Regions from separate parts of the Homo sapiens genome. Here region 2 is linked to region 1. Evidence: read pairs that join two places in POLR2A ChIA-PET (ENCODE). Cell type or tissue: OCI-LY7. All regions are shown on one strand. Links, peaks and the distances in the headings refer to the core of each region. The heading gives the core; the rest is flanking DNA.

Region 1 (5,070 bases), core at 439-4,438:
CAAGAAAGAATATTTGAGATTATCATATTTGTAAGCTCCACATATCTAGATGAGAAAATTGCAAGGTACAGGAAGGCAAAATCACTTGCATTCAGGTTTCAAGAATCTCAGGAAATGGTAATGATTTAATAATTTTTAAAAAGCCTTTTCATTAAGAATGAACATTCTGAAATTGCATTTAAATTCTGGCTATGCCACTCATTAGCTGTGTAATGTTGCTCAAGATGCTTTAGTGAGTCTCATTTTTCCATAAATACAACAGAGATAAAAGTACTTACCTCACAGGTTTTAGAGAGGGTTCAATGAGACAATGTGTGTAAATTGAAACATAGCAGGAAATTCAATAAATCTACTCCCTACCCAACCCCTACGGTTCAATGCTCTCGTAACTCTTGCAGGTAGCCACTCTAATTTGTTAAAGCTTTTTAAAATATATTAGTTAGCTTTCCAGTACTAGTAAGTAAATTTATTTTTTTTTTTTTAGATGGAGTCTCACTCTGTAGCCAGGCTGGAGTGCAGTGGCTTGATCTCGGCTCACTGCAACCTCCACCTCCTGGGTTCAAGCAATTCTCCTGCCTCAGCCTCCCAAGTAGCTGGGAGTACAGGTGTGTGCCACCATGCCCAGCTAATTTTTGTATTTTTAGTAGAGACGGGGTTTCACCATGTTGGCCAGGACGGTCTCAATCTCTTGACCTTGTGATCCACCTGCCTTGGCCTCCCAAAGTGCTGGGATTACAGGCGTGAGCCACCACGCCTGGCTAGTAAGTAAATATTAATTTATTTTTAAATATTTGATATTATAAAATACCTAAAAGCAGTAAGATTGATCATTAACTATAATAGATGTAGAAGGAGCAGATTAATTGAATGAATATGTATAAGCCTCATATCATACTCTGGACATTGCATTTTGGATGATTATTTGATAATGATTTTCTTACAATTTTATCTTTCTCCTATTGTTGGAGGTTCCAGCTGATACTTTATAATACTCTACAAATCAAAGGTCACTTGTAAGCTATACTTGTTTGGGGAAAAAAAGCTCATACAATTTATTGAACTAATAACTTTTTTGTTTTCTCTGTTTGTATAATTGCCTATTCTGGATCCAAGGTGGCATAGAGGAAGGTCTAATGAAAATGATCAAAGGTCTGACAAGTGACTCTACCTTTAATGATAAAAAGATGGTTCCTTGATGGGCAGAACATACAGTACACCAGAATGAAAGCAGGAACTGACGGCTCCACTTCCTGCAGTTAGAGGTAACTAATGAGTCACTTGAGTATTGCGACAAGGGACCAATGCCAAATTGAAATAGCTTCACATTGCCTTTTAGGGGGATTCATAGCATTTTCATAGCTATAACAACAAATAAAGCCTACAGAGTGCTTTAGGGCTTGCAAATTGTTTTCAGCAATAGGAAAACTCATCGGATAAGAAGTTCTTCATGAACTAAAAAAAATGACAAAGATGATTATTTTGCTCAACTAGCAATTTATTCCAAAAAGATAAAGTGCCCTTTCTATGTACTCCCATAGGACGTACATGAACTTTCATGTATTGCATTTCTCCTAGCACAGCACTTACCACAATGAATGTAACTATCTGTCTACTTACCGGTATTCTCTATAAACTATAGGCTCATAAAGGGAGAAGCTGTGATTCTTATTCACCCTTATATCTGCAGGCACAAATCCTAGGCACTCAATCAAGTGCTGAATCAATATATCTGAAGTAGCCTATTCTATCTTCACTGTCTATACTTGTTTGAATACTCACTAAATATGGCAAACATAAACCAAGTCTAAAGTTAAAATGATTTTTAAGGGCAAAAAGAGCTGGGAAGAAGAGGGAAGGTGGAAAGCTGGGGAGGTGGACAGCAGTCAGGATGCAAACTCTGGCTTCCGTTTCACCAACCTTGTTCAAAACAGTCACATGTCTTTATTCTTTTTTAGAAGCCCATCCAGGAAAAGGAATAATAATGGAACTTTTCCAGTGTCCCCTTTAAAGAAGAATAGATAAACCGTGTTTCAGATGCTCAACACAACCCCAACACAACCACACACCTGCGTACATGTACATGTGGGTGCATATGCACACACACCATGTACACACACCACTAGAGGGGGCCAGTCACTCTTATACTCTAGATTGTAGGCTCAAGGTGAATAAACCATATAGCTATCTAGCTGCATTATCATCTCAAACCAGTTTATCTGAGCTGAGCTGTCTTCTCTATAGTGTTTTCTATTTACAGCAATCCCTCCTTCCTGGGACAAGTTCATGCTATCTTTTAATACTAAAGAAGACTAGGTTGTACAAGGCTTTCTCCACTTAGAACATAGGGTTCTAAAACCTTGCTTACTGGTTAGACACCGAATTCAAGTTTCTTTAAGACAGAAAAATATTAGAGTGAGATTAACCACTTAAATATAAGTTATGCAATTTTCCGCAAGAAACGAGTATCTTTCTCTGACGACCAGAACATGAGTTAAGTGGCTCCCTGGTGTTTACCTCCTCTTAATAATTAAACACCAATATACAGTCCATTTTGTAATGGATTGGTTTTGTAATCTGCCCACCCCAATTGTGGTACCTTAGTAGATTCTACCCCTAACTTTCCTACCTTGTCTGGAACCAGGGTCTTTTAAGGTAATCCTCCTTTTCCATTTGAGAGAGAACTGCCTAATTCCAACAGGCATTAAGGCAAGGGAGGGAAAGAGACTGTTAAAAGAGGGGTAGCTCACCTTATGCCAGAGGGAGGGATGAAAGCAGGAAAGGAGGGGAAAAAGAGTATAAGCAGTCGGCCTTTTACAATAATGGCTATAGCAGCGGCAAGACTGGTAAATAAGAGCTTAGCCTCACCTGGGCCTTAATCCCAGAGTTGCCATTAACAATGTATTTCTTCTTGCTGCCCAGCATAGTGACATTACCAGCCCCACTGCCACCTCTGTGGTCCAGGGACCCTTGTGATCAGGCCTTTAAACTTTCCTCATCAGCAATTCTGTTGGCTCTGGTTCCAGCCAGCTTTTTGGGCTGGGGAGTGGGGGACTACTCTTCCTTGGAATCCCTGAAGCAGCTCCAACAACCCCTTCAGCAGTACAGCCCCAATTTAATAAGGCATTTCTGTTAGTGGCTCAACAGCCATTCCTAATTCTAGTGGCTGTTTTGCTTTTACTTGTTTTTTTCCTAAACACCTAATTACATGGATCCTCTGACCTCTAAACCTTGCAAGTCCCTTGACAAGGCCCAACTTGCATGCGCATAACAATAGCTTATTTATATAACCACTGCACTTTTTTGCTCGCTATAATTAACTTGCTAATTAGGTTCCTTTTCAACCTTACCTCCTCCTTTTCCATGTCAGATGATTTTAGTTAACCTAGTCTCATTAGAAAAAAATTAACCACAGAGCCACTTAAACAATGAGAGACTTCATTAAAGGAGTAAGAAAAAAAAATTAATGGTGCCAAGTACTCAGGCAGGCCCTACCCTACACTCTGTGTCCTTGGATTAGCCAGACTGGGGACACTGATTTCAGCTCTGTCACCAAGGAAATCAATTTTCTCAGTTCACTGCTTTCCTCTGAATTGTGCATCTTTTATACAGGTTTTGACATTTGGTTTCTAGTCCCAGCTCAAGATTGTTGCTGATTTGGCACAGAGTGACCCAGTTTGCTTTTTTCACAAAATGTGTGTTCATGGAAGGGACGACTACAAAGGGAAGTTTCTTATCTCCTCAGAGTCCCCCGAATCACAACAATCTTACTACGTGCCAAATATTCAAGCAAAAGGGCAAAGAATCACATTATTTATTTGCTGATTTCTGAAAGAGACATAGTGAGGAAGAAAGCTACACTCAACTGTCTGCTACAGAGATTGGGGGGAAAGTGATGTCAATTCTTCCTTAATTAAAAAAAAAAAAAAGACTGCTTGTTGAGCACAAGAAAGGACATAAAATGGCAGATTTTTTTTTTTTTTTTTTGAGATGGAGTTTTGCTCTTTTTGCCCAGGCTGGAGTGCAATGATGCGATCTCGGCTCACTGCAACCTCCACCCTCCGGGTTCAAGTGATTGTCCTACCTCAGACTCCCAAGTAGCTGGGATTACAGGCATGTGCCACCACGCGGGCTAATTTTTTGTATTTTTAGTAAACATGGGGTTTCACCATTTTGGTCAGCTGGTCTTGAACTCCAGACCTCAAGTGATCCACCTGCCTCGGCCTCCCAAAGTGCTAGGATTACAGGCATGAGCCACTGTACCCAGCCGGCAGATTTTTTTTTTTTTTTAAGGATAATCTTTATTTAGAGAGAGAAGGTCACATTGCATACTGCTTATTGACATCTCTGGAAGAGAAAAGTTTGGTAAGTGCCTATTTTCACAGTTCTGTGTATATGTTACTTCTATTAATTTGTACAAGAATCTTAAGAATTAGGCAGTATTATTCTCACTTGACAAAGCAGGAAAGTTTAACTCTAAGAGAACAAATGATTTGTCCAAGGTCTCACAGCAAGTAAGTGATGGGACTGGAATTTGAGCCTGTGTTTATGCTAGAGCCAAAGCTCCATCTACTATACCATGCCTCATAATATTAATCAGAAGACCAAAGGTCCTAGTCCTAGGTGTACTAGCCTCAAATCATTCCTTTTATCTTTAAATTTATTTAATTTAAAATTACTCTTTAAATTCATTTTCGTATCAGATTACATCTTAGAAATGACATCATCCCGGATAATCTTGGGGCCCTGATCAAGTCACAATTCTAAAACACCTAATTATATAAGAATTAGAACTCTAACAGCTCTTTAAGGCAACTTTGCCCAATGTCACTACCAGAAATGGAAACAGAAATTAATTGAACTCAAATATGAATATTCACCATCACCCACAGCAATTCTGATCTCTTACTCATAATTTCACAAAGTGAGACAGATCATTTGCTTGCTTGATGAATCTCTCAACTTTTGCTCCTCCTAACAAGAATGTTCACCCCAGTCCGCATGTACTAAGCTGGTTCCCCTTTCCCTCACTCAGGTAAAAAGGAGCTCCTTGGTCCAATGACTTAAGTCAGA
Region 2 (5,070 bases), core at 425-4,424, 200 kb after region 1:
GCATTTCATCACACTTAGAGTAAAATTTCAATTTCTCATCAGGACTTCACCAACGTCCCGCTAACCCCTGGCAACCTCCTGGATCTCATTTGCTCACACCACCTTGAACATGCTGTCCTTTTTACTGATTAATGGGTACAGTTTTTGCTGTGTGTCCTTACACACACCAAGCAAGCACTTGCCTCAGGATCTTGGCACTCAGGCTTATTCTTATGTTCTCATTTAGGTCCATTCAAATACCCTTTCTCAAGAAGGCATTCCTAACAAACTGCTCCAAAGAAAATGAAATACTTGACTGGGCACAATGGCTCATGCCTGTAATCTCAGCACTTTGGGAGGCCGAGGTGGGTGGATAACCTGAGGTCAGGAGTGCAAGACCAGCCTGGCTAACATGGTAAAACCCCATCTCTACAAAAATACAAAAATTAGCTGGGCATGATAGCAGGTGCCTGTAATCCCAGCTACTGGGGAGGCTGAGGTAGGAGAATCACTTGGACCCAGGAGGCAGAGGTTGCAGTGAGCCGAGATCATGCCATTGCACTCCAGCCTGGGCAAAAGAGTGAAACTTGTCTCAAAAAAAAAAAAAAAAGAAAGAAAGAAAGAAAGAAAGAAAAAAAAATGAAATACTTAAGTACAAATCTAACAAAATTTATAAAGAATCTATATGATGAAAATTATAAAATGGGGATGAAAGAAATCAAAGGCAACCTAAATCCTTGGAGAGGCATACTATGTTCATGAATCAAAAGATCAAACATAGCAAAGATGTCACTTTCCCCTAGGTTGATTCCCTAAGCCTCTAGGTTTAACAAAATTCCTATCAAAATCTCAAGTTTTGAGAAAGAAAGAAAACAAGTTTCTCTGTAGACATAGACAAGCTTATTCCAAAACTAATATGGAAAGTGAAAGGCCTTGCTCAATTTTTGACAAAGATTAAAGTGGGAGGAATCGCTGGCTGATATTAAGGCTGACTATATAGTTACAGCAATCAAGACAATGTGGTACTGGTAGAAAGATAGACACATAGATCAATGTAGCAGAATAGAGAACCCAGAAATATGCCCACATATATGGCCAATTAGTTTTTGACAAAGCAGCAAAAGCAGTTCAATGGTGGAGGAGAACTTTTTCAATAAATGGTGCTAGAGCAATTACATATCCATATGCAAAAAAATAAAAATAAAATAAAACTCTATGTAAACCTCACACACCTTAAACAAAAATTAACTCAAAACAAATCATGCACTTAAATGTAAATATAAAACTTCTAAAAAACACATAGAAAATCTTCAGGACTCATACCAGGCAAAGAGTTCTTAGACTTGATACCAAAAGCACAACCCAGAGCCAGGCACAGTGATGCACACCTGTAGTCCCAGCTACCAGAAGGCTGAAGCAGGAGGATTACTTGAGCTCAGGAGTTCAAGGCTGCAGTGCTCCATTATTGCAGCTGTGAACAGCCACTGCACTCCAGCCTGGGCAACATAGACCTTATCTCTAAAGAAGTTAAATAAAAGTAAAATAAAAAATAAAAAGCAAAACCGGAAGAGGAAAAATTGACAAATTGTATCTCATCAGAATCTGAAACTTTTGCTCTGCAAAAGACACTGTTAAAAGAATAAAAAGACAAATTAAATACTGGGAGAAGATATTTGTAAATTGCATGTCCAAAAAAAGCCTTGTATCTAGAACACGCAAAGAACTTGAAAACAGTACTTAAAAAAACAAACAATCCAATTAGAAAACGGGAAAAAGACACGCACAGGCATTTTACCAAAGAGAATATATAGGTGGCAAATAGACCCATGAAAAGATGTTCAGTATCATTAGCCATTAGAGAAATGCAAATTAAACCATAATGAGATATTACCACATGCTGATCAAAATGACTAAAATAAAAAATTGTGGGCCAGGTGCGGTGGCTCATGCCTGTAATCCCAGCACTTTGGGAGGCCAAGGCGGGCAGATCACAAGGCCAGGAGATCGATCGAGACCATCCTGGCTAACACGGTGAAACCCCGTCTCTACTGAAAATACAAAAAATTAGCTGGGCATTGTGGCACATGCCTGCAGTCCCAGCTACTCAGGAGGCTGAGGCAGGAGAATCACTTGAACCCAGGAGGCGGAGGTTGCAATGAGCCGAGATCACACCACTGCAGTCCAGCCTAAGCGACAGAGTGAGACTGTGTCTAAAAAAAAAAAAAAAAAAAAGTAGTGATGAACACCAAATGCTGGCAATGCTGCGGAGAAACTGAGTCATTCGTATAGTGCTGGGGAACATAAAATGATAGAGCCACTCTGGAAAACAATTTGTCAGTTTCTGGAAAAAACATATATACCATACGACCCAGCAGTCACATTCCTGGGCATCTCTCCAAGAGAAATGAAGGCTTATTTTCACGCAGGAACTTGTACACAAATGGTCGTGGCAGTTTTATTTGTAATAGCTCAAAACTGGAAACCAACCAAATGTCCTTTAATGGGTGAGTGGTTAAACAAACTGTAGTTTATCCATACCATGGAATAATACTCAGAAATAGAAAAGAACAAACTATTGATACACGCAACAACTCGGATGGCGCTCAAAGAAATTATGCTGAGTGAAAAAAGCCAGTCTCAAAAGGATAACTACTGCATGATTCCATTTCTGTAACATTCATGAAATAACATAATTATAGGGGTGGAGAACAGATTGGTGGTTGCCGGAGGTTAGTGACGGTGGGGAGGAATGGGTGTGGCTATGAAGGGGTAACACCAATGTGTCTTGTGATGATGGCACAGTTGAGCATTTTTTTGTAGCAGTTTCATGGAGATGTAATTCACATATACTCCAGTTGAGTATACCTTGATTGTAGTGGTGATTACACAAAACTACATGTGATAAAATTACATAGAGCCATGCACACATATGCAAATAAGTGCATGTATGATTACTGAAATCCAAATAAGTTCTATACATTGTAGCAGTGTCAATTCCTTGGTTCTGATAATGTATCATACTGTAATTGTAGAAGATGTTAACACTGGGTGAGGTTGGGAAAAAGAGCATGGGACTTCCCTTGCATTTCTTTGCAACCTTCTGTGAGTCTGTAATTATTTAACAACAAAAAAAAAATTAAACTTTTTTAAAAAAGTGCCTTGTAGTCCCAGCACCTCATGAAGCTGAGGCAGGAGGAGTGCTTGAGCCCAGGAGTTTGAAGTCAGCCTAAGAAACACAGCAAGACCAAGACCATGTCTCTAAAAAAAACAAAAAACAAAAAATGTCTCATAAAAAATTGCACTCCCTCCATCACTCTCTATCCTCTCAACTTGCTTTATTTTTCTTCATTGTCTATATCTTCATAGCCTGTATCTGACTTTATAGTATATGTAATGGATAAGCTATAACATATATTTGCATACATCTGTCTCCTCCAGTAGAATGTAAACTTAGGAGGGGCAAGCATTTGTTATGTTCTCTCCCTGGTGCTAGAATGGCACCTGGCACACTGCATTTGTTGAGTGAATGTGTGGGTGTACCTGGCTTCCTACAGGTGTCTATTTCATTTATTGTATCTATACAAAAATTAACCTTATAGCCCCCTGCCAGAAACATTACTTTTATTAAGGTATTCACCCCAGACTCTCAGTTCAGAGGAGATTTCACATTTCTTTCTCTTTCTTTCTTTCTCTTTCTTTCCTTCCTTCTTTCCCTTTTCCCTCCCCTCCCCTCCCCTCCCCTCCTCTCCGCTCCCCTTCCCTCCCCTCCTCTCCTCTCACCTTCCCTTCCCTCTTTCCTTCCTTTTTTTTTTTTTTTTTTTTTTTGATAGGGTCTTCCTCTGCCACCCAGACTGGAGTGCAGTGGTGCAACCATGGGTCACTGCAGCCTCAACCTCCTGGGCTCAAGGAATTCTTTTGCCTCAGCCTCTTCAGTAGCTGGGACTACAGGTGCTTGCCACTAGGCTCACCTAATTTTTAAAACTTTTTTGCAGAAAGGGGGTCTTCCTATATTACCCAGGCTAGTCTCAAACTCCTGGGCTCAAGTCATCCTCCCGTCTTTGCTCCCTAAAGTGCTGGGATTATAGGTGTGAGCCACTGTGTCTGGCCACCACATTTTTTCAAATAGCCTTTTTCTGGTAATTACATTTTCATAAAGGCATTTTTTTTTTCTTTTTTTTGGAGACAGACTGTCTCTGACGCCCAGGCTGGAGTGCAGTAGCACACAAACATGGCTCACTACAGCCTCCTTGACCTCCTGGGCTCAAGTGGTCCTTCCACCTCAGCCTCCCATCTAGCTGGGACCACAGGTACATACCATCGTGCCTGGCTAAATTTTTTATTTTTTTCTTGTAGAGATGGGGTCTCCCTGTGTTGCCCAGGCTAGTCTTGAACTCTCAGGCTCAAGTGACCCTCCAACTTCAGCCTCCCAAATTGCTGGGATTATAGGTATGACCCACCATGCCCAGCTGTAAATGAAATTCTTTAGTGGGAAATACATATTTCACCCAATTCTGTTTATTCTTCCCTGGCTCCAATGAGGCCTTTGGGAGTATGTACTCATTTGAAGTCTTTCTGGGAGAGTTAAAACGTCTGCTATGAGAAGGCAGCTAAATAAAGGTCCTTGAATGTCACTGAATTGACCCTATGTTCCTCAAAAAGAGCTTCAGCCTGAATTGTTGAAATTAAGCAATTTTGTAAGAAAAAGAAACAGTACCAGTGGCTCACACCTGTAATCCCAGCACTTTGGGAGGCCGAGGCAGGCAGAACACAAGGTCAAGAGATTGAGACCATCCTGGCCAACATGGTGAAATCCCGTCTCTACTAAAAATACAAAAATTAGTTGGGCGTGGTGGCATGTTCCTGTAGTCCCAGCTACTTGGGAGGCTGAGGCAGGAGAATCACTTGAACCCAGGAGGCAGAGGTTGCGTAAGTGGAGATTGTGCCACTGCACTCCAGCCTGGTGACAGAGTGAGACTCCGTCTCAAAAAAAAGAAAAAGAAACAGTACAAAGAAATGCTTGGTCATCTATCTTACTACAAATGGTCATAATATAGTCTATTGTGCATCTGTGGTTGGCAAAATAATATGCCC

The links. Peaks named below come from ENCODE experiments on the same cell type or tissue, not always from the same donor. Only the 100,000 strongest peaks of a DNase experiment are listed, where the experiment ranks them.
Region 2: POLR2A ChIA-PET joins it to region 1 with 6 read pairs; 2 of 35 experiments call an interaction of 5 or more read pairs at or near these places.

What each region holds. Positions count from the first base shown.
Region 1 is chr7:129,373,722-129,378,791 of GRCh38, reverse strand. All of the region lies in intron 1 of AHCYL2 (adenosylhomocysteinase like 2), which reads right to left. It overlaps LOC107986847 (a long non-coding RNA gene), which reads left to right and starts at 1,114. Exons shown (of 3, transcript XR_007060518.1): 1 at 1,114-1,262. RefSeq lists enhancers at 2,418-2,977, 2,978-3,538. In OCI-LY7, for the core only: CTCF peaks have their summits at 1,893 and 2,099 (motif pointing right); a DNase peak (open chromatin) is centred at 2,121.
Region 2 is chr7:129,174,798-129,179,867 of GRCh38, reverse strand. No RefSeq gene overlaps it. Among named protein-coding and RNA genes, the nearest start is that of SMO, 11 kb to the left of the region's middle. In OCI-LY7, for the core only: no CTCF peak of the experiment used is centred there; no DNase peak of the experiment used is centred there.